Regions from separate parts of the Mus musculus genome. Here regions 1, 3, 4 and 5 are each linked to region 2. A link is a loop called in an ENCODE intact Hi-C map of the cell type or tissue named here. Cell type or tissue: left cerebral cortex. All regions are shown on one strand. Region 1 has its middle 6.4 kb from the start of Leo1. Region 2 overlaps Myo5c (myosin VC). Region 3 holds the start of Leo1 (Leo1, Paf1/RNA polymerase II complex component). Region 4 overlaps Tmod3 (tropomodulin 3). Region 5 has its middle 39 kb from the start of Gm38678.

What was found. Hi-C counts contacts between places; a loop is a spot of excess contacts. Peaks named below come from ENCODE experiments on the same cell type or tissue, not always from the same donor. Only the 100,000 strongest peaks of a DNase experiment are listed, where the experiment ranks them.
Region 1: a loop joins it to region 2, with 10 times the contacts of the local background. A loop is called at or near these places in 10 of 42 quality-filtered maps.
Region 3: it touches region 2 in a loop (6-fold over the local background); 10 of 42 quality-filtered maps call a loop at or near these places.
Region 4: it touches region 2 in a loop (4-fold over the local background); 11 of 42 quality-filtered maps call a loop at or near these places.
Region 5: it touches region 2 in a loop (5-fold over the local background); 21 of 42 quality-filtered maps call a loop at or near these places.

Annotation. Positions count from the first base shown.
Region 1 is chr9:75,432,582-75,437,581 of GRCm38, forward strand. No RefSeq gene overlaps it. Among named protein-coding and RNA genes, the nearest start is that of Leo1, 6.4 kb to the right of the region's middle. In left cerebral cortex, CTCF peaks have their summits at 1,199 (motif pointing left) and 2,016 (motif pointing left); DNase peaks (open chromatin) are centred at 1,674, 2,054 and 3,545; H3K27ac peaks cover 299 bases.
Region 2 is chr9:75,280,264-75,285,263 of GRCm38, forward strand. It overlaps Myo5c (myosin VC), which reads left to right. Exons shown (of 41, transcript NM_001081322.1): 25 at 1,573-1,753; 26 at 3,630-3,723; 27 at 3,884-3,947; 28 at 4,670-4,750. Among named protein-coding and RNA genes, the nearest start is that of Gnb5, 24 kb to the right of the region's middle. In left cerebral cortex, CTCF peaks have their summits at 752 (motif pointing left) and 2,736 (motif pointing right); DNase peaks (open chromatin) are centred at 755, 2,752 and 3,566; H3K27ac peaks cover 254 bases.
Region 3 is chr9:75,438,907-75,443,906 of GRCm38, forward strand. It overlaps Leo1 (Leo1, Paf1/RNA polymerase II complex component), which reads left to right and starts at 2,618. Exons shown (of 12, transcript NM_001039522.1): 1 at 2,618-2,729. The coding sequence starts at 2,672. In left cerebral cortex, a CTCF peak has its summit at 2,870; a DNase peak (open chromatin) is centred at 2,598; H3K4me3 peaks cover 1,525 bases; H3K27ac peaks cover 1,137 bases.
Region 4 is chr9:75,513,119-75,518,118 of GRCm38, forward strand. It overlaps Tmod3 (tropomodulin 3), which reads right to left. Exons shown (of 10, transcript NM_016963.2): 4 at 3,355-3,477; 5 at 2,049-2,138. Among named protein-coding and RNA genes, the nearest start is that of Tmod3, 44 kb to the right of the region's middle. In left cerebral cortex, a CTCF peak has its summit at 2,532 (motif pointing left); a DNase peak (open chromatin) is centred at 2,535.
Region 5 is chr9:74,902,709-74,907,708 of GRCm38, forward strand. No RefSeq gene overlaps it. Among named protein-coding and RNA genes, the nearest start is that of Gm38678, 39 kb to the left of the region's middle. In left cerebral cortex, a CTCF peak has its summit at 2,343 (motif pointing right); a DNase peak (open chromatin) is centred at 2,341.

The DNA of each region.
Region 1 (5,000 bases), 150 kb after region 2:
AGTCATAGGTGTGTACCGCCACGGCCCACAGGATGTCTCCTGAAACATTTCAGAAACAGAACAATTGCAACATAAGACGTCTCTGTAATCTCATATCCCAGAGGAAAGCTTTTCTGACAATTCAAAGTATATTCTTCAGGTCATCCTGCCCCCTCCACCACCACACACACCCATCCACCACACACACACAATAATATGTTCAGGTAATTGTTACAGGAACGAAAGCACGGTGCACACATATTCTTTCTCTGCTTGCTGTGAACAGAGAAGAAAGGGCATTTGAAGATAATTCATCTTTTGGCAGCACACACATACACACACACACACAGACTTCCCTAATCACATTCTGATCACATGTTTTAGAAAAATCACCCTTTCTAACCACATAATGGCCTGTGCTGAGAGAAGAGAATGGGGGTGGGGGTTGGGCGGGGAAGGGGGAGAAGAAGAGGGAGAAATTTGTTTTTTTTTTTTTTGTTTGTTTTGGGGTTTTGTTTTTGTTTTGTTTTAAACAATAATCAGAATAAACCTAGGGAAGACAAGGAGAAATAGCTGAGGCGTGAGAAGGGCGTTTACTGCGCTTGCAGAAGACCTGAATTCAGTTTTCAGAACCAACATCAGGCAACTTACAACCGCCTGTAACTCAGGCTCCATTGGATTGGCTGCCCTCTTCTGCATTCTGTGGGCACTGTACTCACATACTCAGGCACATACCTATACATACACATATGCACATGACTAAAAAAAAATAAAAGCTAGCTTCAGGGTCTGAGGGCATAGTTCAGTTACCATGTGACACGTGTATGGCACTGGGTTCAATCCACAACATGACAAAATTAACTAAAAACACCATGCGGTGGCTCATATCTGTTACCCCAGCACTCAGTGGATGAAGCTCTTCCAGAGGTCCTGAGTTCAATTCCCAGCAACCACAAGGTAGCTCACAACCATCTGTAATGGGATCCAATCCCCTCTTCTGGTCTGAAGACTTGCTTCTGTCTAGAAAAATAACTTGTAATGATTAACATAGTTGGGCTGGTGAGATGGCTCAGCAGATAAGAGCACTTGACTGCTCTTTTGAAGGTCCTGAGTTCAAATCTCAGCAACCACATGGTGGCTCACAAACACCTGTAATGAGATCTGACGCCCTCTTCTGGTGTATCTGAAGTAGCTACCGTGGACTTATTTATAATAATAAGTAAATCTTTGGGCCAGAGGGAGCAGGGACTGAGCGAGCAGAGTTGACCAGAGCAAGCAGGGTTGACTGGAGTGAGCAGAGGTCCTAAATACAATTCCCAACAACCACATGAAGGCTCACAACCATCTGTACAGCTACAGTGTACTCACATACATAAAATAAATAAATCTTTTTTTTTTAAAAAAAGAATAACATAGTTTCTAAAAGTCTTATGGGTTTGGCGGCATCATCTGTATTCTATTTTCCTTTGCTTAGTTTTTCTTGCCATTTTAAGTCTAAGATTATAATCTATTCCTCCACTAAGTAGTAGATAATGGTGTGTGCAGATGCAGCCTGTTCGGGAGAGAACCTTCCTTTGCTTGAGGCCCTGGTTTGATTCTCAGTATTCACACAATGCAGCAGCAAGACAAACTCCTATGTTCCCACATTTGAAAGCTGAGAATTTACCCACACATCAGTGTGAGTCATGATTAACTAAAATGTCACACCCGCTCAAGGTAAGGGACATCCCCAACTGTCATTTCCTGGTAAGTAAGGGAATAAATTACAGTCGAGGAAACAAAACCTTCAGTGGACTCTTTAGGGGAAGTGTCCCATTTTACATTTTCCTAAAACGGTAGCAGCTGTTCTTTAAAACTGAATCAACAGCCAGGTGTAGTGGTACTTGCCTGTAACCCCAGTTTTTTGGAGGTTGAGGCTGGAGGATCGTGAGACCCAGGTTAGCCAGGGCTCCCTAATGAGAGGGCTCTCTTAAAACAAAACAAAACCCACCAGGAAACCAACAATAAAACCAATAACTATCACCCTCTTGTGGCCTTTTGCCACATTACTGGTAAAGCCTTCAATGCTTTTGTAATTGAGGCCTGAAGCCAGTCTCCTCCCAGTGACGCCCATGAGAGAGGAAATATACAGGGCCAGCGGAGCAGGCACAGGAGTTCCCACCCTCTGCTGAGATGGCATTCTGTGTTTACGCAGGATTCTAAAATAACCAGTTAAATAAGGAAATACACCAGACAGATTTAATCTGGGCAGTGCCACTATAAGGAGACTGTTTCAGTTTTGTCTTTGGGCCAAGTCTATTTTATTATATTATATTATATTATCTATCTATCTATCTATCTATCTATTTTTGAGACAGGGTTTCTATGTGTAGCCCTGGCTGTCCTGGAGCTCTGTAGACCAGGCCAGCCCTTTTAACTCAGAGATCTGCCTGCCTCACCTCCTGAGTGAGAGAACTGTCTCAGGAGCTGGATAGGAGTATGCCTGGGCTACATGAAACTGCCTTTAAAAACAATCATGCTCGCCGGGTCGTTGTGGTGCACCACACCTTTAATCTCAGCACTCAGAGACATGATTTGTAATGCGGTTGCATGATGGGTGTGTGTGTGTGTCGGGGGTGCCTTAGCGGGTCCATGCTGGGCCATCTCCCCTGAGGTATCAGCCATATGACAGGTCTAGTATAAAATGAAGTTTATTTGGGACAAGGGAAGGGGGTGCGGGGAAGGGAGTAGAGGCAGAGAAAGAAAGGGGACAGAGAAGGACAAAAAGAGAGAGGAAAGAAAGAAGGGAAGAGGCTGGCCAGGAACACATGAGCGGAGAGGAGGGGAAGAGGGAGAGGAGAGAAGAGGAGAGGGAGAGAGGGAGAGGCCAAACAGTCCTTTTATAGAAAGCCAAGCTCCTACCTGGCTGTTGCTAGGTAACTGTTGGGCGGAGCCTAGAGGAAAAGCTAAGGGTCAGGAGGGATCTCTGAGTTTAAGGCCAGCCTGGTCTACAGAGCGAGTACCAAGACAACTAAGGCTACACACAGAAACCCTGTCTCCCTTCAACCTTCCCCAAAGCACATACGTTGCAAGGGAGTAGATTTTCCTGACTTTGACTTTCTCCCTCATGTTTTAGAAGTTGGGAAGTGTTCTCCCACTTTTGTCTCCATTTTGGGAGCCGGAGTGAGACAGGGTTTCTCTGTGTAGCCCTGGGCTGTCCTGGAGCTTGTTCTGTAAACCAGGCTAGCTTCGAACTCAGAGATCTGCCTCCTGAGTGCTGAGATTAAAGGCGTGCTCCACCAGTGTTCAAGACCAGCCTAGTCTACAGAGCCCACAGTCAGAGGGGTAAACACACACACACTTAACCACTGAGCCATCATCCCTCTAGTCCTCTCCCTGTCCTCCTTAACACCACGATTTCATTAGGCACTTTAAAGATGTCCTTTCCTCTCCTTTCCCCTATCTATTGTCCTCTGGTCTCTCCATCCGGGTACTGGGTATTCTTACAGCTGTCACTCTCCTCCCGTCGGGTCCCGCCTCCTCCGCGGGTTTCTGTCTTCTAAGTCCCCTCCCCTTGCTACTGAAGCAGCTGACCTCATCCTGCCTGCTGGCCGAGAGGTCTTTCCAGGACACAGTTCCCTGGTAACCCTCAACAGGCAGGAAGTAACTAAAGCCAGCCTCTTCCCAAGCCCCTTTGCGTCGGAGGGAAAGGCTCCTAACCAACAAAAGAGCCACCTTAATTTCTCTCCTAAGAAACGCTTTCTGATTTAATAACGTTCTTCTGTTTGATGTGGTTTGTTTTTCCTCTTTTTCTCCACATAAATACACATTTTCATAGGAAGTGTACCCAGACACTTTCCACATTCATCTTTTCTTGTCTAAACTCTCATTTACATCGGAAATTTACCAGGGCTTTGAAGTAGACAATAGAACCTCCTAAAAACCCAGTTGATACATGGCAGTGGGGGAAAAAAAATGAGGGTTAAGGACAGAATAGTTGTCATTATTTTGAGAAAAAAAGCTTAAACTTAATTTCGGGAAGTGTCTGTTTCTAAATACCCAGAAAACTCTTCTATATGGAAACTAGCTTCATATCCAAATACGTTTTATGGTACCAAGTGTGTACACACACACACACACACACACACACACACACACACACACACACACACACACACGAGGCCTGGGGCGGGGAGAGGCAACTAATGTGACTTTCAGTTTATACTACATTATGCATTTCTGCTACAATTATAAAAACAATTGTCAGAATCCCCCTTGCCAAAAGTCAGTTTACTTTCTATTGTAACATTGACTCGAAGTGATTTGGGAAGGAAAGAGCCTATTTCACCTTCCAGTTTACATTCTATCTTGAAAAATCAGGGCAGAAACTCAAGGCAAGGACTGAAGGGGAACCACGGAGGAGTGCTGCTCCCGGGCTTGGCATATGACAGAACTACCTGCCCAGGTAGTATTACTTACTTACATTATTAAATCAGAAAGCGTTTCTTAGGAGAGAAATTAAGGTGGCTCTTTTGTTGGTTAGAAAAGGGGCTTGGGAAGGGGCTGGCTTTAGTTACTTCCTGCCTGTTGAGGGTTACCAGGGAGCTGTGTCCTGGAAAGACCTCGACCAGCAGACAGGATGAGGTCAGCTGCTGTAGTAGCAAGGGGAGGGGACTTAGAAGTAATACCACCTGCACAGGTGGTATTACTTACCACCCAAAATGCACTGGGCCCTCCCACATCAACCATTAATCGAGAAAATGCCCCCACAGCTTACCTACAGGCCAGTCTGATAGATGCATAGTTTTACTTGAGAGTGTGTCTTTCCAGATGACTCTAGCTTATGTCAAGTTGACAAACAAAACCCTAACCAGCTTGCCACATTAATAGGAAAAACACAACACAGTCTGTCCTACGAGATAAAAATAAAAATGCCCTTGCTTATTCTAATATATTCCCATTGTAGGAAAGTGTAGAAAACAGAACAAAAGAAAATCTCTGCACTCAGAACTAATTATGCACCACTGGCATTTGGTAACTTT
Region 2 (5,000 bases):
CTTCTCCTGCCTGAGCGAGGCTGTGCAGGCCTCTCAAGTGAGCAAAGCTGTGTCTGCCTTAGGCCTCCTCACAGCTCCATTTGGCCCCTGGTCATCTATCTGTGTATGCTTGGTCCCTGCACAATCCTCAGAGGCACAAGCTACTTGCAGACTCAGCAGGTTCAGGCTTCGGATCTGAGGTTTGTTGTGCCTCAGGCTCCAGGTTTAGTTTGGGTTTTGGTTTTTACTGGCATCTTGAGAATACTGTAGTCGGTTTTGGGAGGGGGAGGTGTGTTAGAAAGATTAAAGGTTTATTAATATCTACAAAAAGAGATGAAACAGAAGTCTTTGCAGAGCATGGGTCTCTTCCTCAAAGTCTCCTCTTTGGGCTATTGGAGCAAATAAATCAAGGCTCTGGGTCAACATCCCAGCAGTGTGAGAGACTGCAGGAAGCTCACAGAGCCCCTGGGGCTGCCTCAGTTCTGACCAGACCCTGTAGAATAAGCAAAGTTTGTCTGTGTCATGTGTCTCTTTATAGTTGTCGTCTTAGTTCATCACTACCTGTTCAATTCATCAACAAGGAATTCAGTTTCCACGTACTTTGGGGCACCTGGCTTTTGCCGAAATACATTCTAAAATTCTTAAAACATGGACTGGAAAGATGGCTCCATAGTTAAGAGTGCTTGCTGAGCAACCAGAATCAATTCCCAGCACTTATGTAAGCTGGGTGTCCAAAGATACCTGTATCTCTAACTCAGAGGGGTGTGGCGCCCTCTTCTGGCCTCTGTGTGCAAAGGTGCAAGCATCGGGGTTCACTTCTGCATACACTTACACAGACACCTGCTTTCACACATAGAGACATGTAGACACAGACAGACAGACAGACAGACAGGCAGACAGACAGACAGACGATGGATGATTTTTAAATTTCTTGGAAGGCAAGACCCCTGGATATAGAAATGGTCCTTATCTGAAGCTTGGGGCCAGAAGGGTTTTGGTTTCAGTTTTCCATATTTTGGAGACTTGGTGTAGACATCACTAAGAGAATACCCCTCCTCCTGCAGTCCCAAACCCTAAATGTTTCAAAGATGGAAACTTCTCATTATCACACTGGTGGTGTAGTTCTGGATTTTACCATTTCTGATTTAATTTGGGGGTTTGGGATGCTCCACCCGTATTTTTTAAGGCCTTAATCAGACCTTGAGGGTGGATTTCTGAGAACTTAGAAGGGCCAGCACTTGACAGAATATGCCAGGTCTTTGCTGGGGGACATACATCCCACCCAGGGAACAATATGGCCCCCAGGCATGGCTTTGAGATCGCAACACTCCAGCACCTAGTGTGACTTGAAGTCCAGCCTCTCTGTCCTGTGCTCTGTGATCTTCATAGAGTTTCTCACACTGGGTGATCTAAGACATGGATTTTAGACTAAGAGAACAGGAAGCTGGCTACAGCGATGGCCCCAGTGGGTCCTAACACACCTCTTCCTTTGGTGTGGAGGTAGCTCCTCAATTTTTTCATAATATTGTATATTGTCTTGTTCAAAGACTATAAGAACAATTCTAAGTTAGATTTTCTCCTTTTACCATCTAGAGTTCTTGAAAAAGGTTTTGAGCTGAAAACACAAGCCTATGAGAAACAGATAGAGTCTCTGAGAGAAGAGATTAAAGCCCTCAAGGACGAGAGGTCGCAACTGCATCACCAGCTGGAGGAGGGACAGGTCACCTCTGACCGCCTGAAGGGGGAGGTGGCCCGCCTAAGCAAGCAGGCAAAGGTGTGTGCTGCCTTCTAGCTCCTCCAGAGATGCCCTTGATCTTCACAGAAACAGTAGAAATGCAGAGATTTGGGTACAGAGGGACCCCAGTGGGCTGTTCTTTTGTTAAGAGATTTATTAACACCAAAGAGGGGTTCTAAAGAGAGCTCAGAAGAGGCGTTGCTAGGGAACCCCTTCTTACAGATTCAGGCAAAATGAGGAGGATGGGTAGCCTGTACCCAGGTTATCCTGGATTCCTGGGTGGCAGGGGAGGAGGTATTGGTTCAGCCCTTTAGCTAAGTAAGATGTGTCCATCATACAGGAGGTGCCCCCTGTAACTCTGTCTTGCTAGGGTGTTTGGAAACAACCTTTGGGGAAGTGAGAGTCTGAGTCACAGAGGGTGCTCTCCTTTCTAGCCCCATCTTACTTTAACATCTATATATTCCCAAGGGATCAGACAACAGGAGCATCCATACAGACTGAAGGCACACAGCACCCGGGTACTCAGTTCTCTCCGTCCCAGCCTCTGGGCTGTCTGAAAATGTATTTCATATTTGAAAAGTCAGGTTCTAACACTCTAAGATTGTAACTATACAGTTACTTAAATAGATTGACTAAAAGAATACTACCTATTTAAGTTATAAATTCAGGTGAACCCTTATTGTTTATCATATTATAAACTTATGAATTCTTGTACTGAAGTGAAATTGTTGCTATCCACCATTTACACTGTTACATGAAAATTCACATGGGTGATCAGGAGGACTTCAGGTCTGGGGATGCAGCCTGATTAGTAGACTGCCTTTTTAGCACACAGGAGGCTCCAGCTTTGACTCCCAGAGCACCAAAGTCAGAAACAGTGTCGCACTTCTGTAATCCTAGCATGTGGGTGCTGGGAATCAAGCCCATGCCCTTTGGAAGAGCAGCCAGTGCTCTTAACTGTAGGGCCATCTCTCCAGGCTGATCTTAAATCGGGGGAACTGTGAGCCTGCACTTGGAGGGAGGCACCAGTAGATGTCACTCTCTTCCTCTGATGCTTTAAGAGGTCTGGTTTTCAGAGCTCTTGAAGGTCATTGTCAAGCTCTCTGTGATGCGATCTGAAGAAAATAAGGAAGTGTAAACATTACCTGAAATATGTAAAGAACCAAGAAAAGAACCAAGGCTTCAGCCTGGGCAGTCCTGTGAGCTTGACACATGATCCCAAATGTGTCATTTAACCTTCAGTTCATTTTCTAATCGATGCGGGCTCAGCTTGTTCCACTCACTTCGAGGCCTGCTAGGAGGACTAGGTGTCGAAGTGGAGCACTAGTATTTGATCCCCTCCCTCTCTGAATTGGGAGCTAGAACCTGTCAATACTCCGAATAACAATATTTGAGGAGGGCTTTTTACCCCTGCTACCCCTGAGAATATCTCTATCTGTCTTAGCTACAAAATATGAAAAATACCTTCCTCGAGATGAACTTGCAGAGTGAACAGAGGTGGATGCAGCCCCTTTAACAAGCAGAGATGCTCATGGGAAACTGTCCCTGGTGGTCTTCCCAGGCTGCTTAGCCTCCCCTGCCTCTGTGACAAAACGCCTCCTAGCAATGTACCTTCGCCTTCCGACCTGCAGTTTTACCCGTCTTGCCCTCTGCCTGTCTCATGGCAAACTTGTGATTGTTTCCTTCCGTTACAACAGGGAAGCTCATTCCTGCATCCAGGTAGGCCTGCAAACAGTTGCACAGTTGAGCTGCTTCAGGGCAAGATGTGAGGCTGTGAGAGTAGATAAGATTCCTGCTAGGAAGCCGCATGGAGGCGGGAGGCCACCATATGCTCTGTGACGGGGTGTGCCCTTGCCTGATGAGAAGTGTAACGGCTGTTTTCTCTGCACTGGATCTGTTTGCGGCTCTGATTTAGACCATCTCTGAGTTTGAGAAGGAGATAGAGCTGCTGCAAGCCCAGAAGATAGATGTGGAAAAGCACGTGCAGTCACAGAAACGGGAGATGAGAGGTACCAGGGGCATGGACTGGTTACTGGGTAGTCTGGGCAGCTTGCTAGTTGGATACCTAAGAGGGTGGCCAGCTGGTAGGCCGTAGAAACAACTGCAGAGATGCCATGGGGGTGAAGTCATGCCCAAATTCAATGTCTGCTGCTCTCTCTTTCCTTCTAGAACGGATGTCAGAGGTCACCAAGCAGCTTTTGGAGAGCTATGACATCGAAGATGTTAGAAGCAGGTAATCGATTTTACATTATCAGACATTTACAAATGTAAAACAGATTGGAGGCATGACTCGGCAAAGTGTTAACATGTGAGTGTGATCCCAAGAGTCCGTGCATTTCAGAAGAAGACTCACATGCGTGTAACCCACCAATGGGGAGGTAGAGACAGAAGAATCCCTGCACTTACCGAGAAGCTAGTGTAGCCTACTCAGTGAGGTCCAGGCCACTGAGAGACCCTGCTTCAAAATGGTCTTGGGGGTTGGAAAGACAGATGGTTTCGTGGGTAAGAGTGCTTGCTGCTCCTGCCGAGATCAGGTCCCTGCAGCCATGTCAGGTGACTCACAATCACCTGCAACTCCAGCTTCAAAGGGCATCTGATGCTGTGTTCAGGTCTCCACCAGCATCTACACACACACTCATACACACACACTCACACACACATGCACATTCACACACACACACTTATACACATGCACACTCACACATGCATGTGCACACTCACACCTACACACATGCACACACACTTACATACATGCACACTCACACACCTACACATATGCACACACACACAATGTGCACCCACACACATGCACACTTATGCACACTTACACATATGCACACTCACTCACTCACACACAATCTTTTATATAGCAAGGTGAACCACCCTGTAGGGACGACATACACAAGCCATGTAAAGGTGGGCAAGGCTTCTTTGCTCTCTTTCTTTGCTCTCCAGGCTCTCTGTGGAAGATCTGGAACATTTAAATGAAGATGGAGAACTTTGGTTTGCCTACGAAGGACTAAAGAAAGCAACTCGGTTAGACATTCCCTTGGGATTCTGGTGTGTTTGTTTGGCTTGGTTTGGTTTTCCAGAGACAATACAATGTTGAGAAGTTCACCTTGCCTAGAATTGACACGTGAAGTAAATTCTTATGGTAGAAGTGTCTAATAACCCCTAGAAAGACTCCTCTGAAAATGCAGTCGTTTGCCTAGTGAGGAGGCCTAGTGTTTGCTAACAACTGGTTACAGGGCTGGGGATTTGGCTCAGTTAATAAGAATGCTTGCCT
Region 3 (5,000 bases), 160 kb after region 2:
GGCTGGCTGGAGAGGTGGCTCAGCAGTTAAGAGCATTGACTGCTCTTCTGGAAGTCCTGAGTTCAAATCCCAGCAACCACATGGTGGCTCACAAACATCTGTAATGAGATCTGATGCCCCCTTCTGGTGTGTCTGAAGACAGTTACAGTGTACTTACATATAATAAATAAATCTTTAAAAAAAAAAAGTTCAATAGGCCAGCTTCAGCCACAAAAAGAATTTGAAGCCAGTCTGGGCTACATGAGATCCTGTCTCTAAAGTGAAATAAAATAAGTTAAATGTGAAACACTTATGGTCCCAGCACTCAGAGCCATTTCTGAAACCCCACACCCCTAACACAAATCTAAAACTGCTGATGAATTTTAAGTGATTATTTACATTATGGCCAAGCAGATCATATTGGGTAGGCTATCAACAGCCACAGTCTATTTCCTCCCATTTTTCACACATAAAAAACAGTAATATAGTAGAATATATCTTCTAGCAGTGGTTCTCAACCTCCCTAATGCTTTGACCCTCTAATATAGTTCCTCATGTGTGGTGGCCCCCAACCATAAAATTATTTTGGTTGCTACTTCATAACTTTTTCTTGCTACTATTGTGACTCATAAATATTTTTGGAGAGAAAGATTTGTCAAGGAAGTTGCAACCCACATGTTGAGAACCATATCCATCTTATAGGTATGTTGATCTATAATCCCTTATCTATAATTCTAAAACCAAAAAAGCTTAGAGATAGGCTGGAGAGATGGCTCAGTAGTTAAGAACACTGACTGCTCTTCCAGAGGTCCTGAGTTCAAATCCCAGCATGATACAGTGGCTCACAACCACCTGTAATGAGATCTGACACCCTCTTCTGGTGTGTCTGAAGACAGCTACAGTGTGTGGGACTGGAGCAAGTGGGGAAGGAGCAAGCAGAGGTCCTGATTTCAATTCCCAGCAACCCCATGATGACTCACAACCATCTGTACAGCTACAGTGTACTCATATACATAAAATAAATAATCTTTTTAAAAAAAGCTTAGAAATGGAGACTTGGAGAGATGGCTCTGTGGTTATGAACACTGGCTGGGTTGCACTGGTTGCTCTTCCAGAGGACCCAGGTTTGATTCATAGCACTCACATGGAAGGTAACAGCTGTCTCTAACTCCAGTCCCAGGTAATGTGATTGATGCCCCTTTCTGACATCTTCAGGTACCAGGTATGCATGTGGTGCACAGATATGTATGCAAAGTAAAGCACCCATGCACATTTAAAGAAATAAAATTAAAAATAAATTTATTTTAATAAATGTAATTTAAAGAAGAGATCAGAAATGAGCAAATACTGCCAGAAACTAACCTAATACTACTGAAAGCTTCATCCTTAGTAATCCAGGCTGTCTTTGTGGCCCCAGCTGGCCTCAAATTCTCAGTTGTCTTCCTGCCTCAGCCTCCCATATTGGGATTTCTAGTCCTAAATCTTTTATTTTTCCCCAGTGCAGATTGAATTTGAACCCTCACTCATAATAGGCAAGCTCTGTACAGAGCTACTTTCCATGTGCCTAGAGGCCAAAGGCCGATTTCCAGTGTATTCTTGAAATGCTCTTCACCCCACCAGGCAGCACCTTACTTTTTTTTATTTTTTTTCCCCCAGACAGAATCTCTATGTATAGCCCTGGCTGTCCTGCTGTCCTGGAACTCGCTATGTAGACCAGGCTGGCCTAGACACCACCATCCAGCATCTGTATTTTAAGACAAGGTCCTTTATTGGACCTGAGAGCTGGGATTACAGATGTTGGAAGCCGTGCCTGAGTTTAAGTAGGTGCTGGATTTTCGGAAAACAGATCTTTAGTCTTTAAGGGCAAGTCATTTACCGACAAGCGATCTCACCAGGTCTTTTTTTTTTTTTTTTTTTTTTTTTTTAAAGATTTATTTATTTATTGTATGTAAGTACACTGTAGCTGTCTTCAGACACTCCAGAAGAGGGAGTCAGATCTCATTACAGATGGTTGTTAGCCACCATGTGGTTGCTGGGATTTGAACTCCAGACCTTTGGAAGAGCAGTCGGGTGCTCTTACCCACTGAGCCATCTCACCAGCCCTTTTTTTTTTTTTTTTTTTAAGGGTGGGGGTTCTCAAGGATCCCACGCTGCTCTTGAAGTTGCTATGCAGTTGATGATGAATTTGGGTTTCTGACCCTTTGCTTCTAGAGTGCTGGATTACAGGCGTGCACCACTAACTACTCCAGGCTAGAGCTCTCAATGACTTATTTCTTATTCTTCTGCCACAGGATCTACGTATGTAGACATATGCTGGCTGGCTGGCTGGAACTCGCTTTGTAGACGAACCTGGCCTGGTATTCACAGAGATCTGCCTCCCCAGAGCAGAGCGACCACACCCACCCTCAACTATTTTTAAGAAACCTGGCCGCAGCTGACAGGTCGTAAACAAGTCTGACCCGCATCCCAAGCTCCGCACAGCGTGCGAGCGGGCTAACGGAGTAGCGGGCGAGCGCAGACACCGGGGCGGGGGTGGAGGGGGTGGGGGCGGAGCCAGCCGAGTGCTGGAGAAAACTAGGTCACAAAAGTAAAGTAGGTCTTTGTGCGGCTCTTTACGACACGTCGTGTTTGGACGGGTCTGGCCGTAAAGCAGGCTCGAGCCGAGCAAGCCAAGGCCGCGGACCAAGCTGCTATGGCGGACATGGAGGACCTCTTCGGGAGCGAAGCTGAGAGCGAGGCCGAGCGCAAAGGTGCGGCGGACGGGCGGGCGGGCGGGCGGGCGAGCTCCGCGGATGGGCACATGGGGCGTCGGGTTGCTTTTCGGCCGGAGGCGCGGCGCCGGGCAACGCGAAGTCCCCAAGCTCTTGCCCAGCGCCCCCTGCATGCCCGGCGGTGCCCGCCTCTCCCGGGGAGACCGCCGCGGAGTCAGTGCCTGGAGGATCAGGGACCGGCCTGGACTCCTGGGGGAGCAGAAGGGAGGACGTGTGGCCTGCGCCCCTCCGTGCATACATGGCCAATTGAAAGGGTGGCTGGCAGTGAATGAGTGGAGACATGTTCAACTGCCCATCGGGCGCGGTAACGCCCCGTGTGAAAGGGCGAGTTGATGGGAGAGTGTAGATGCCCCTGAAGGGTCTGGGAGGGATCAGGTTGGAGTTCTACAGAAGGACTACGCACTGGCGATGGGTGCCCTTGGAGAGCCTGTGCGGAAAGCCAGTTTCCTTGTCTGTGATGTAAGAATGGGGAAACTTGTGGAGTGTTTGGAGAGGAGTGACAGGATTTGGTGATGAATGAATGAATGATGGTTCATGGGGGGCATTTCTGGCACAGGTCTACGAATATCTGAATTTGAGATGTGAATAGAAGAATGAGGAAAGATCCGAGATGAACTTCAGAATTCTTGCAGCCCCCCCAGGCCCAAATTAACTTCTATACATGTCATTTTCCTTGCCCCTCCCCCCATTCGTCACCAACTCCAGTTTGTATGTAATTACTCCAGTTGTGGAGGGAGCACTAAGTAAAAGTACAGAGAACTAAACTCTTCCTGTGCCCGGCTTTGCTCATAGTTTATTCTCTGTGTCTTCGAGGCACAATTCTGTGTACACCTTCCCATGTTTTCCATGAAGCGTTTCATTCATTCAGTAAACAAGGATCCCTATCATCTCCTGGCCACCTTGCTAGGGGTTGGGAATGTAATCATGAGAAGACAGGTTCCCGCTCCCCAGCTTAGTGCTTAACGCTTAGTGCTTTTTTGCATCCACTGGTGAAAGCGTCGTTTAGTAAGATGTACCTGTAGTGCTTTCTCATAGCCACCCATAGCTTAGGGAAGTGGAGTGTACAGATGATTGCAGTTCTACGCTTTCTTCCCCTCCCCTTTCTTCCCTTTTAAAAACTTCTTTTAAGGTCATGGCAGTTTTCTTCCATTTTACCATTGAGTTAGTGGACTCTCCAAGACTGACTTTCAGGGTCTGGTGTCCTGTCTTTGACAACTGCTCTTAGTCTTGAAGTTGCTACGGATGTGACAGGGTAGAACTTGGTAGGTCTGCCTGATTGTCTGCTTACCTGCCTGCGTGCCTCCTTCCCTTTCTTTCCCCCTCTTTCTTCTACTGGATCTGCTGTGTATGTTGCCTTTGTTGGCTTTATACTCCCGATTCCACTTCCTCAGTGAGTGCTGGTCTTAGTTAGATGTGTACCTCCACTTCCAGCTAGTACTACTACGTCCTATTTTCTATTTCTGCTATACGTTGATCTTGTGACTTGATGCTATCCTGATGCTGATATGTTTTCTGTCATTGTTTTTGTGGCTCCTTTAGGGTTTTCTACATGTGAAACCATGCCATGGTGATTAGAGATAGTTGTACTGTTTCTTTCTCTTGCCTATTTATTTACCTTGCTATGGCTGGTACTCTCTTTATGATGTCGAATGGGACTTGCAGAAGTAGATATTGTTCTTGACCTCAGAAGGAGTATGTCTAGGTTTCTAGCATTGTTTATGGTTTATAATCATCGACTCTGTAAGGTCTATAATGTCATCCCCACTTGCATTCTTGACTTTAGTAATTTGAGTCTTGCTTTTTTTTTTCTTGTACAGTCTGCCTAATGGTTTAATTTTGTTAATGTTTTTAAAGAATGAACTGTTAGCCAGGCATGATGGTACATCTCTGTAATCCTAAAACTCAAAAGACAATAGGCAGAAGGATTGGCACAAGTTTGAGGCTTGGTCTACATAACCAGTTGCAGGCAGGCCAACTGAGACTACAAGAACTTATTTAATGGAGGAAAAAAAAATCCAACTACTGGTTTTAAACTACTGGTTTTATTGATTATCTACTTTGGGCTTTCTTACTTTCTTTTTGTTTTTGTTTTTTCAAAACAGGGTTTCTCTATGTAGCCCTAGCTGTCCTGGAACTTGCTTTGAACTCAGACTGTCTGCCTCTGTCTCCCTCTGGGATTAAAGGTGTGCACCACCACACCCGGCTCAAGGGTTTGTTTTTGTTTTTTTGACAACTTGATATGTTTAGCTG
Region 4 (5,000 bases), 230 kb after region 2:
CCGAATGCACAGAGCGAGTCCATAGTAAGAAGTTAGAAAGAGAAAAGAAAGAAAAGAAACCAGCCCTAGGAATAGAGCTACTATTAAAACATTAAGCTGTATGCTGGAGAGATGGCTCAGAGGTAAGAGCACTAGCTGCTCTTGTGGAGGACCTGGGCTTGATTCCCAGCACCCTCGTAGTAGCTCACAACCACTTCCAGTCCTGGGGAAACCAACACCCACTTCTGGCCACCATGGGCGCACTGACATACATATAGACAAAACAGCCATTAAAAAACCCAGAAATGTAAACAGTATTAACTAAAATTCTTAAAAATAAATACATAAATGTCACTAAAAAGACAATTTATGCATAATATGTATACATTTGCATATAAATGGCCAGAATTATAGAACAAGATATATACCAACTTGTTAACAGCTGAGGGGGGTGGTAGGTTACCTAATGCTTTTGAATATAAACATTTACTTCTTTTTAAAAAAATTATTTCTGAGTTCACATGTGTGCTTACTTGAATATATGTATATCACATGTACTCAGGAGCCTATTGGGGACAGAGAAGGGCACCGGATCCCTTGACACTTAAGTTACAGGTGGTTGTGAACCACCATGTAGGTGCTGGGAACCGAACCCTGACCCTCAAACAAAAGCAGTAAACTCTTAACTGCTGAGCCATCTCTCCAGCTCTGAGACATTTACTCTGTAGTGTATTTATGACATACTTAAATGTGTTACAATAGCAAATATTTACCTTGAGTTTTTTTTTTTTTTTAAAACACCCTATATTTAAAAAAAGAAACTTTGTCAGAATTTCCATGCATTCCTTAAAAACTAGCAACATGAAAATAAAATGTCAACAAAAACTAGGTATGGCTGGTCTGGGGCTGTTCAGTGGTGGAAAGTTCATGTACTTTGTTTAAGGTCCTTTGTTGGATCCTCACTGCAAAAACAACTTGTTAAAAAAATGCAAATTTAAAAACCCTAAACTTGTGTAGCTTTTATACTGTTTGTCATTAGTATTTATGTGGCAAAAATGGTTCCCATTACACACTGCCAGGACTCAGGAGGCAGATCTGAGGTTCAAGACCAACTAAGGTTGTCAGGCAGTGGTGGTGCATGCCTTTAATCCCAGCACTTGGGAAGCAGAGGCAGGTGGATTTCTGAGTTCGAGGCCAGCCTGGTCTACAGAGTGAGTTCCAGGACAGCCAGGGCTACACAGAGAAACCCTGTCTCAAAAAAATGAACAAACAAACAAACAAAGACCAGTTAAGGCTACACAGTGAGACCCTGTTTAAAAACAAAAACAAACAAAAACAAACAAAAAGACTAAATTACTAAGTATTCTAAAAACAAAAATTATGAGTACACTATAGCTGTCTTCACACACACCAGAAGAGAATATTGGATCCCATTACAGATGGTTGTGAGCCACCATGTAGTTGCTGGGAATTGAATTCAGGACATCTGGAAGAGCAGTCAGTGTTCTTAATCGCTGAGCCATCTCTCTAGCTCTAAAATTTGATTTTTAAAATATTTATTTTACTTTATATGTATGTGTGTATGCCACATGTGTGGGGGACCTTGGAGGCCTGGAATGGGCACTGGATCCCTGGAGCTGGAGTTACAGGTGACAGTAAGCTAAAAAAGGTAGACTGGACTTCATCTTCCAGAACAATAAGAAGCTAACTAGCTTCCTTCCTTCCTGTTTTCTTTTCTTTTTTTTTGAGACAGGGTTTGTTTGTATATTATTGTCCTGGAGTTCACTTTGTGGACCAGGTTGGCCTCAAACTCAGGATCCACCTGCCTCTGCCTACTGAGTGTCAGGATTAAGGTTGTGCCTTGCTCCCACCACCTGGCTCGGGAAGCATTCTTAATTTTGAGAATATAAACATGAATCACAACACCTGACTAAATCTTAATGGCTTTCTTGGTAGTAATATCTTAACACATGTATATATAATATTTGGATATCTGGCATAATAACTACCAAAGTTAACACATGGAGGAAGCAAAGGATTAGAATCCACAAGGCATTTCAGTTACTCACTGGGAAAACGCTCTTGGTTGACACCGTTACTACTTCCCAGCACATCACAGAACGGTGTGTCTGCAATCAGATTGTGCATCCCAAGAATAGCTGCAGAGACAGAAGAGCGTTAGATTTCCACTTCTACCTGCTCAAAACCTCTTTGTTTTTACATGGGGCCTTGCTGTGTCTCAGGCAGGCCTCTAACTCCTGGGCCAAAGCCTTCCAGGTAGCTGTGACTATAGGTGAGCACAGCACCCAGTTTGCCAACAAAAACTTTAAGTATTTTAACATTCTTCAGACACTTCCCTACTAAACTGAAAATGGACACTACATCCCCAAACAGGAGGAAGGAATGAGGTAGTGGTCAGAAATCACCGACAACCTCTCATCTAGTCTCACCAATCCTTTGTTATTTCCTAGCATCTTTTAAGTTAGACTACAGGGTGAGTGAGGCAGGCTGGCCTTAAAGGAAAACCTGCGCTTAGCTCCACCTGGTGGCTAAGAGAGGAAAGTGAAAAGATGCTCTTACTGTTCACTGTCTAGGGTTGCAGGAACATAACACTATATATACAAAGACAGAGCAGAAGGCCGGGCATGATGGCACATGTGACTACGGTAAGTGCTGTTAAGTTCTTTCATTTAGAATAAAGCGGCATTGGCAGAAGCATTCAAATTCTTTGATATGCTCTCTGATGAGGCTTCTATTTACAAAGCCCCCCAGTGCTCTGCTCCGTAAGGAGTACACCACCTTCTGGAGTTGTGACAACACACGCTCTCTGCCGCCTTCCAAGGTTCTTCCCAGGAACCTCCACTCTACTTTCAAACACGCCATTGGGCTATGGGGTATGAGGGCCTTCCTACACGTCACATATTCACCCAGGAAAACGGGTATTTGCATAGTAAGTGGGGAGAGTGGCCTGGATAAGAAACTGGCCACGGGGATACAGAAGTCTGCAGTGTTCCTTGTCATTCAGCGGAGTTGGGGAAGTGACTACAGATCCTGGTTTCTATTTACTCTCCATAAAGCAGGGCAGAAGGTGACCCCGAAGGCTGTTCCTAGTGCTTAGTCTGCACAGGCTCACAGCTGATGGAAGAGCTTTTGTTGTTGCTAGAAAGACTAAAACACAGCAACATAGGAATGTCATCAAGTAAGACATTTTACCACTATAAAATTTCACCATAGAGTATGTAAAAGAATCCAACTGTTAGATTTATTGTACAGAGCAGGCTTTTGTCTAATGCATGGAGATGGGCCCTGTATTGCCTGCCCCATGCCATTCTCATTCAAACCCCTCCTCCCCAGCACCCCCGCCTTGGGAGATACCTGCAAGGTCGCACAGCTCTGTGTCTGAAGCACTTGTCAAAGCTTCTTCTAACTCTGGGTCGAGGGATATAGTTTCTTCTGTAAGAGTCTGCGCTGGCTTCTGTTTGGGGATAAAAATTTTCCCTGAAAAACAAAAGCATTTGTTACTTATCACTGCTGTCACTAAATCAGTGCCATCTTTGCCCCCTCACACAGGTAAGGCACGTGCAACTGAAATAGACAAGCAGGTCAAAACCAACACCTAACTGGGCAATGGTGACTCATGCCTTTAATCCCAGCACTTGGGAGGCAGAGGCAGGCGGATTTCTGAGTTCGAGGCCAGCCTGGTCTACAAAGTGAGTTCCAGGACAGCCAGGGCTACAAAGAGAAACCCTGTCTAGAAAAAACAAAACAAAACAAAACAAAACAACAACAACAACAAAAACCAACATCTACAGCAATATATTGGCTACACACGCTAGAAAGCAAGAATAACTGAAAAAGCTTCCCATCTCTGAAAATAAAAATGGCTACTTTTGTTTTCAGTTCTGAGATAGAATTTCACTCTGTGGCTCAGGCTGGCCTTGGACCCATAATCCTTTCATTTCAGCCTCCTGAGTGCACAATGCCCAGTTCTTTTGTGGAGAAATTATGAGTTATTTCACAGATTCTGAATCAATATTTAAATGAAGCTGGCTGAGTAATCATTAAAGCACCGGGTACTTAAAGCAGAAAGAATGGCAGTGAGCTCCAAACCAGCCACACAGACACACTACACTACACACACACACACACACACACACTACACACACACACACACACACACACCACACATACACACACACCCGAAATCCTAAAATGTATAAAAATGAAAAAGGCATCCAATTTCTTACTACAAACTGTTAATAGTGACTTGAGGAACAGCAGAGACAATTCTAGATACTCAAGTTCTAATTTAATCGCAGGGAAATGTCTCTATATCCCAAGGGGTGTCCTAAAACTCAACAACTGTTCCTCTGAGGCAAGAACACTGGCTGTGAGGACACAGCTGTGAGGGAGGGAGATGCAAGTAGCACAGGAGTTCAAGGTTACCCTGAGCTTATGAGAGCTCTTATCTCAAAAGAAAGAAAAAACCCCTTATCTCACATCTCTGTCTAAACCTTCCCACCTCTTTATATTATGCTTCTATATGCTTTTCCATTAGATTCCTTGGTTATTTTTTATAATTAAAGATTTACTATTATTATTGATTTTTTTTCTTTGTTTGAGAAAGGTCTCTCTTTGTACCTCTGGCTACCCTGGAACTCACCATGTAGACTAGGCTGACCTTCAACGCACAGAGATGCTCTTGCCTCTGCCTCCTGAGTGCTGAGCCACTTTGAGAACATACCAGGAGCTTCCTTCCTGTCAAGGACTCAGGGATTTTGGAGAAGCTGCATACTTTCCCGTGACCCCTGCCCCTGACACATAGTCCTGACTGAAAGTCTCTAGGGAACAGGCAGCTGTTTTCCACCCCCCACACCTGGCTCTTTGTGCCCTGGAGGATAACTTGACCCTTGCTTACCTCATCTGCTTTCCGCTCTATGGCAGGAGGATGGCCTGGGAAAAGTTGTAGCTCTGCTGCCCTTCCCCCAGTCTCTCCCAGCTGACAGCAAGCCTTGGGGAGT
Region 5 (5,000 bases), 380 kb before region 2:
ATATCACAGTTGCTGGAAGTACCGGCCACACTGAGACCCCATAAAGCTGAGTTAAAAACAAAAAGGGAAAGGCAGCTATGACTTTCATAACATGCTTTAGAAACTTCCAGGACACTGCTGGGAACCTGGACAGTCACACACATCTATCCAGAATACTTCCTGGTGTTCACAGATTATAAACAACAATCACATTGACAAAACACAGGCTTCTAGATGAATACTGGGCTGTGGAACTGGGAGCTGAGCTAGGAGAAATCAGCCTGAACAAAACCAAACACCTTCCTACCAGTGACTGGTAATCAAAGTGGAAACTTCTAGTTTCTTTGGACAGTTAGTTATGTCGAATGATGGTTTGCTGGGGCACACAGGTGAAAGGATGTCTTGCTAAAGCAGACACGGATAAAAGGATGCTTTGATATAGCAAACATGTGAAAGAACCCGTGATGAAGGAGTATAAATATGACCCCACAGACAGTGGGAGACAAGCAGAGAGCATTGGTTTGGTTTGCTCTGCCTTGCTATTCTTTGTTAATGATACACATATACTGGGTCAGCTTACATTGAGTTGTTGACCTCAACTTGTGATAACGACACCATTGAGAGAAACTTGCTAAAGAACTGCTCATGAGGTTCCTGAGACAGCTTGCAGCTTCTGAGGCCTTGCCTCAGGCTGGTTAGCGAGCCTTGCGTTTCCTTGAGGATTGAGCTACGGCAGCTAGTCTATTCATGATGTCTGCTTGCCGAAAGGATTGGGCTGTAGCTGCCAGTTCATGTGTGGTGTCTGCCTGCCTGGAGGACTGGACTGATGCTGCTGAATCCTACTTGGTGTTTGCTATGGGACTGAACTGCTGAGAAAAAAGATTGAGCTCGCCCCCAAAGAGCTATTGCTGAACAGGTCCACGTTCCCCATATCCTAATGACTTTCCTCTTCCACTACCTCTGCTGGGGGGTGGGCTAGAGGAGAGGTTGAACCCTTATTATAAGTAGGTTGCAAAAAATATATATGCCTACAGTTAATATTTGTAAACTTGATTGTGAACTTAACAGAACCTAGGATACCAGTCCCTGGGCAATCTGTGTACACCCATCCCAATTATGAGTGGCACTCTTTACTGGGACAGTTGAGGTTTAGTATGTTGCTATGTGTTGTAATGCTAAATACTGGCCTGGTGGCCCCCAGCGATGAGGAGAGTCTAACGCAAACTCAAGTGATGCTATGTCATCTTGCTGCCAAGTTATGCCCCATTGATGAATACAGATGCCTACAGCTTATCGCTGGGCAGAAGACAGATGGGTCTTGTTTTGTTTCCTGGACTGGGGGTCTGAGGAGACATCAAGGAGGAGGGAGAGAGAAGGTGGGGAGAGGAGAAGACTCTATCGGGTAGGTGAGTCATAAAAACATGGCCATGAGACCTGGCCAATTAGAATTAAGAGCTGCCCAGATGAAACATGGACCATGCAACATATATAGAAAACGACTTGGAAATACAAAGATTAGCTAGTAATTGGCCAGATAACCTGGGTAGATATTTCTCAAAACAAGGCACACAAATGGCTAGCAAGCACATAAAACATGCTTAACATATTAAATCACTAAGGCAATGAAGATCAAAACCGTAATGACACATCACTTTCTGGCAGCTAGGAGAGCATTTTCTTTTTAAATCTAAGCCTTATGGCATATGCCTGTCATATAGCCCTGGGCAAGCAGAGAAAGGGGGACCATAACAAGGTCAAGGCCAGCCTGATCTACACAGCAAGTTCTAGGCAAGCCAGAGTTACTCAGCAAGACCCTGTTTTAGAAATGAATAAACCAAAAATAAATAAATAAAGCCTCAACTCACGTTGGAGACTCCCTAGAGGAATTTAAGTTTCATCATGTCATTGACCAGAGTGTAAGAAGTTCAGGAACTTTAGAGACCAACCTGACACTTTCACATCAAGTTCTTCATACAGTTTCCATTTGCACTCGTAACTAAAAGAACGAAAAAAGGCCCGGTCACAATGAAGCATGCATACAAATGCTTGTCACTATAAAATCGGTTATAAAAATCAATAAGAGGAAATAAGCCCTAGATAGCAATGGAAGGAAATTGGAAACATAGTTAAAACATTATGAGTTCTGTGTGTGTGTGTGTGTGTGTGTGTGTGTGTGTGTGTGTGTGTGTGTATGTGTGTGTGTGTGTGTGTGCGCTTGGCTTTGTAACTCAAGTGGGTAGTCTCCAGCTTAAACTTTGTAAATGACCATGTGTCCAGGGTCAAAAGGCTAGACAGGCTTGGGCCTTTCCTTAATCTTTCCCAGAGCTCTGCGTCTTAGTTATATCGACTTTGACCACTAGATGGCAGCACTTGACCACATGCTTGTCAACAAAACTCGGAAGACCCAGGGATCAAAAAGAGGGAGGGCTGTAAAATGTTGAGATAACTTCTGCTCACATTAGAGCAGGTGACATCACTGTGTGATGTATAATAACTACAAGGAGATGCAGTTTTTATGGACATTTAGGTGACGAGGTACAAAAGAATGAGGCAATAAACAGTGATGTCGAGTTCCGAGGCTAAATTATCTACCCCACCCACCACACCCTTCCTCCTCTTGCAGCCTGCACTGTCCTGAAGGAGCCCAAGAGAGGGCTTGTCTGGTGCTCTCAGAGGACTCCCCAAGTGCCCAAGGTCACACTTCTGAAAAGTAGCAAAAGGTACTCCCAAATGTTTTAGTCCAATAAACTATATATCACATCATTTTTTTCTCATTTTTCCTTAAGTCATTTTTAAAAAACAAAATTATAAACAAATTTATGTAAGTTTATATTTGTATTATAGATAAATGCACTACCTGTACATACACACACACACACATTTTCTCCCCTATAATTGTACACCTGGGATGGGTTCATTCAATTTTCTCACAAACCAAATCTGCTCACTTCAGCATGAAGTTGTTCAAGTCAGCACCCTGCCCTGGTGAGCTCAGCTCTTTGTTAGTTGCAGAGCCCTGGGAAGCCAAACAATGTGTTTAAAACACCCAGGCTATCTGGGTACGAGGGTACACACACCTGTATCCTAAGATCGGACAGTGACCCGGGGGGCGGGGGATGGGGTTGGCTGTGAGTTCAAGGCTAGGCTGGGATGCATGGCAAAACACTGTCTTAATGCTCACCACAGACACACACACCAAAAGCAAGCAAGCTACCAAGTGTCCACTGAAGGACTTAACCTTAATCTAGCTAGGACCTTGGATAGGCACATTTTGCTCACAAAGCAAGAACCCCTTTAACTATGAAGGAGGTGTGTGGCTATTAGGACACATGCTTTCCAACACTGAGCGCCAAGGAGTCCTCGTCAAGCTGGGTTGTGCCAGCCGGGCTGAACTCCAGGGAGGACTAAGCCATAGGTGTGTTTATCATTCCTATCGGTGCTCAGAACAGAACCCAGGGCCCCCCTCGCACACGCTGAGCAAATGCTCCTACCACTGGGCAACACTGCCAGCCCTAAAGTATACTTTAATAATATTGCAGGTGTTGCCTTCCCTGCACAGAGATCCTTCTGTTTCTCATTTTTTTTTTCTACCCTGCCCAGCCAACCTTGTTCTTTCCCTTCATGGAAGTGGAAGGGCGATGGTGCCGAAATGTAAGCCCAAAGTCTCTGCTATGTCCCAAGCTTCTCCCAGAGTGACCTCCATCACCAAGCCTCAAACCAAACAAACAGAAACGGAAACCTATTTAAAGACATCCTTTCTGCCACTCCTAATCCACAGCCTGCTGCTAACTGGTGGAGGGGCATCCCTGCCTGCTCCCAGAGCAACACTGGAATACCCAGCTATTTCTCACCTGCTTCCTAGCAGTGTGGGACACCCAGTCCTCTCTGAGTGAACAGAACCCAGACGGTCTGCGGCTCAAACGTAGGAGATGTGAGGGTAGATTGGGGATTTCTTTTCGCTTGTATTGGTTTTGTTTGAGGCAGTCTCACTATGGAAGCTAAGATGGAACTTAACTAGGCAGCCCGAGATGGCTTCCAATTTTGCCTCTTCCTGCCTGAGCCTCACAGTGAGTGCTAGGATTTCAGGTGTGCTCTACCTCAGCCAAGCACAGATGAGCTTTTTGGAGTTGACTTCATCCGTAGTTTCTTGGTTCCTGTTGAGAACATCCAAGGCCACTGTCTGTGAATCTCAAGGTTTATTCCAAACTGCACAATCCAAGAAGTCAAGGCCAAGTTTATACATTCTCCCTCCTGAGGCTCTCCGGAGGGGTTAAAGGCATAGCTCTGAGGTCTGTGTGGCTGGAGGAACTAAAGACTCTAGAGAGAGACTTCAACTGCCCTCCCACCCTCGGGTGAGTCCTCTGATAATATTAACACAGAGCTTCCTGCTACCTCTGAAGTGGGTCCCTGAACTTGGGAGGCCTGGAACACATGATGCAAACAAGGGTGTGCCTGTCTCTTGCTGCAGAGTGCCTTGCCATAGCTCCGGTGAGTGTGAGAGGATGTGGGTCAGAGGCCTCTCCAGACTGTGGTGCAAGAAGCCTCCTGTAACACAGGTCCTGCCTACACTAGCCAGCCGACTGAGCAGAACTCAGCCACTCACAGAGGCAGCACAGGAGAGCTGTGTGTGTGTGTGTGTGTGTGTGTGTGTGTGTGTGTCCGTCCACAAACACTTTAGTTTGCTCTTCTTTTCTCCCCATGAATCTGGCCCCACTTGTGACTATTAACACCTGCTTTCAGGTCGCCAGAACAAGAATAAAACTGCAGCACAGCCACGCGTACCCTGGTCTTGTCGCCTTCCTTTTAAAGGCTGAAAATTCCAGGGAAAGGGAGAGAAAGTTGGTTTTTAAACTCGGTTCACATTTTAAAAAATAAAAATAAAAACACGTTTCTGGAGTCGAAATAACATCTTTCATAGTTAACCAAATTAACTTGTGCATTTATATCCTCGATACTATATAATTTGCAGTAAATGTTAAAATTTCCCAAATTGTCCCTAAAAATGCTCTTTATAGTGAGAT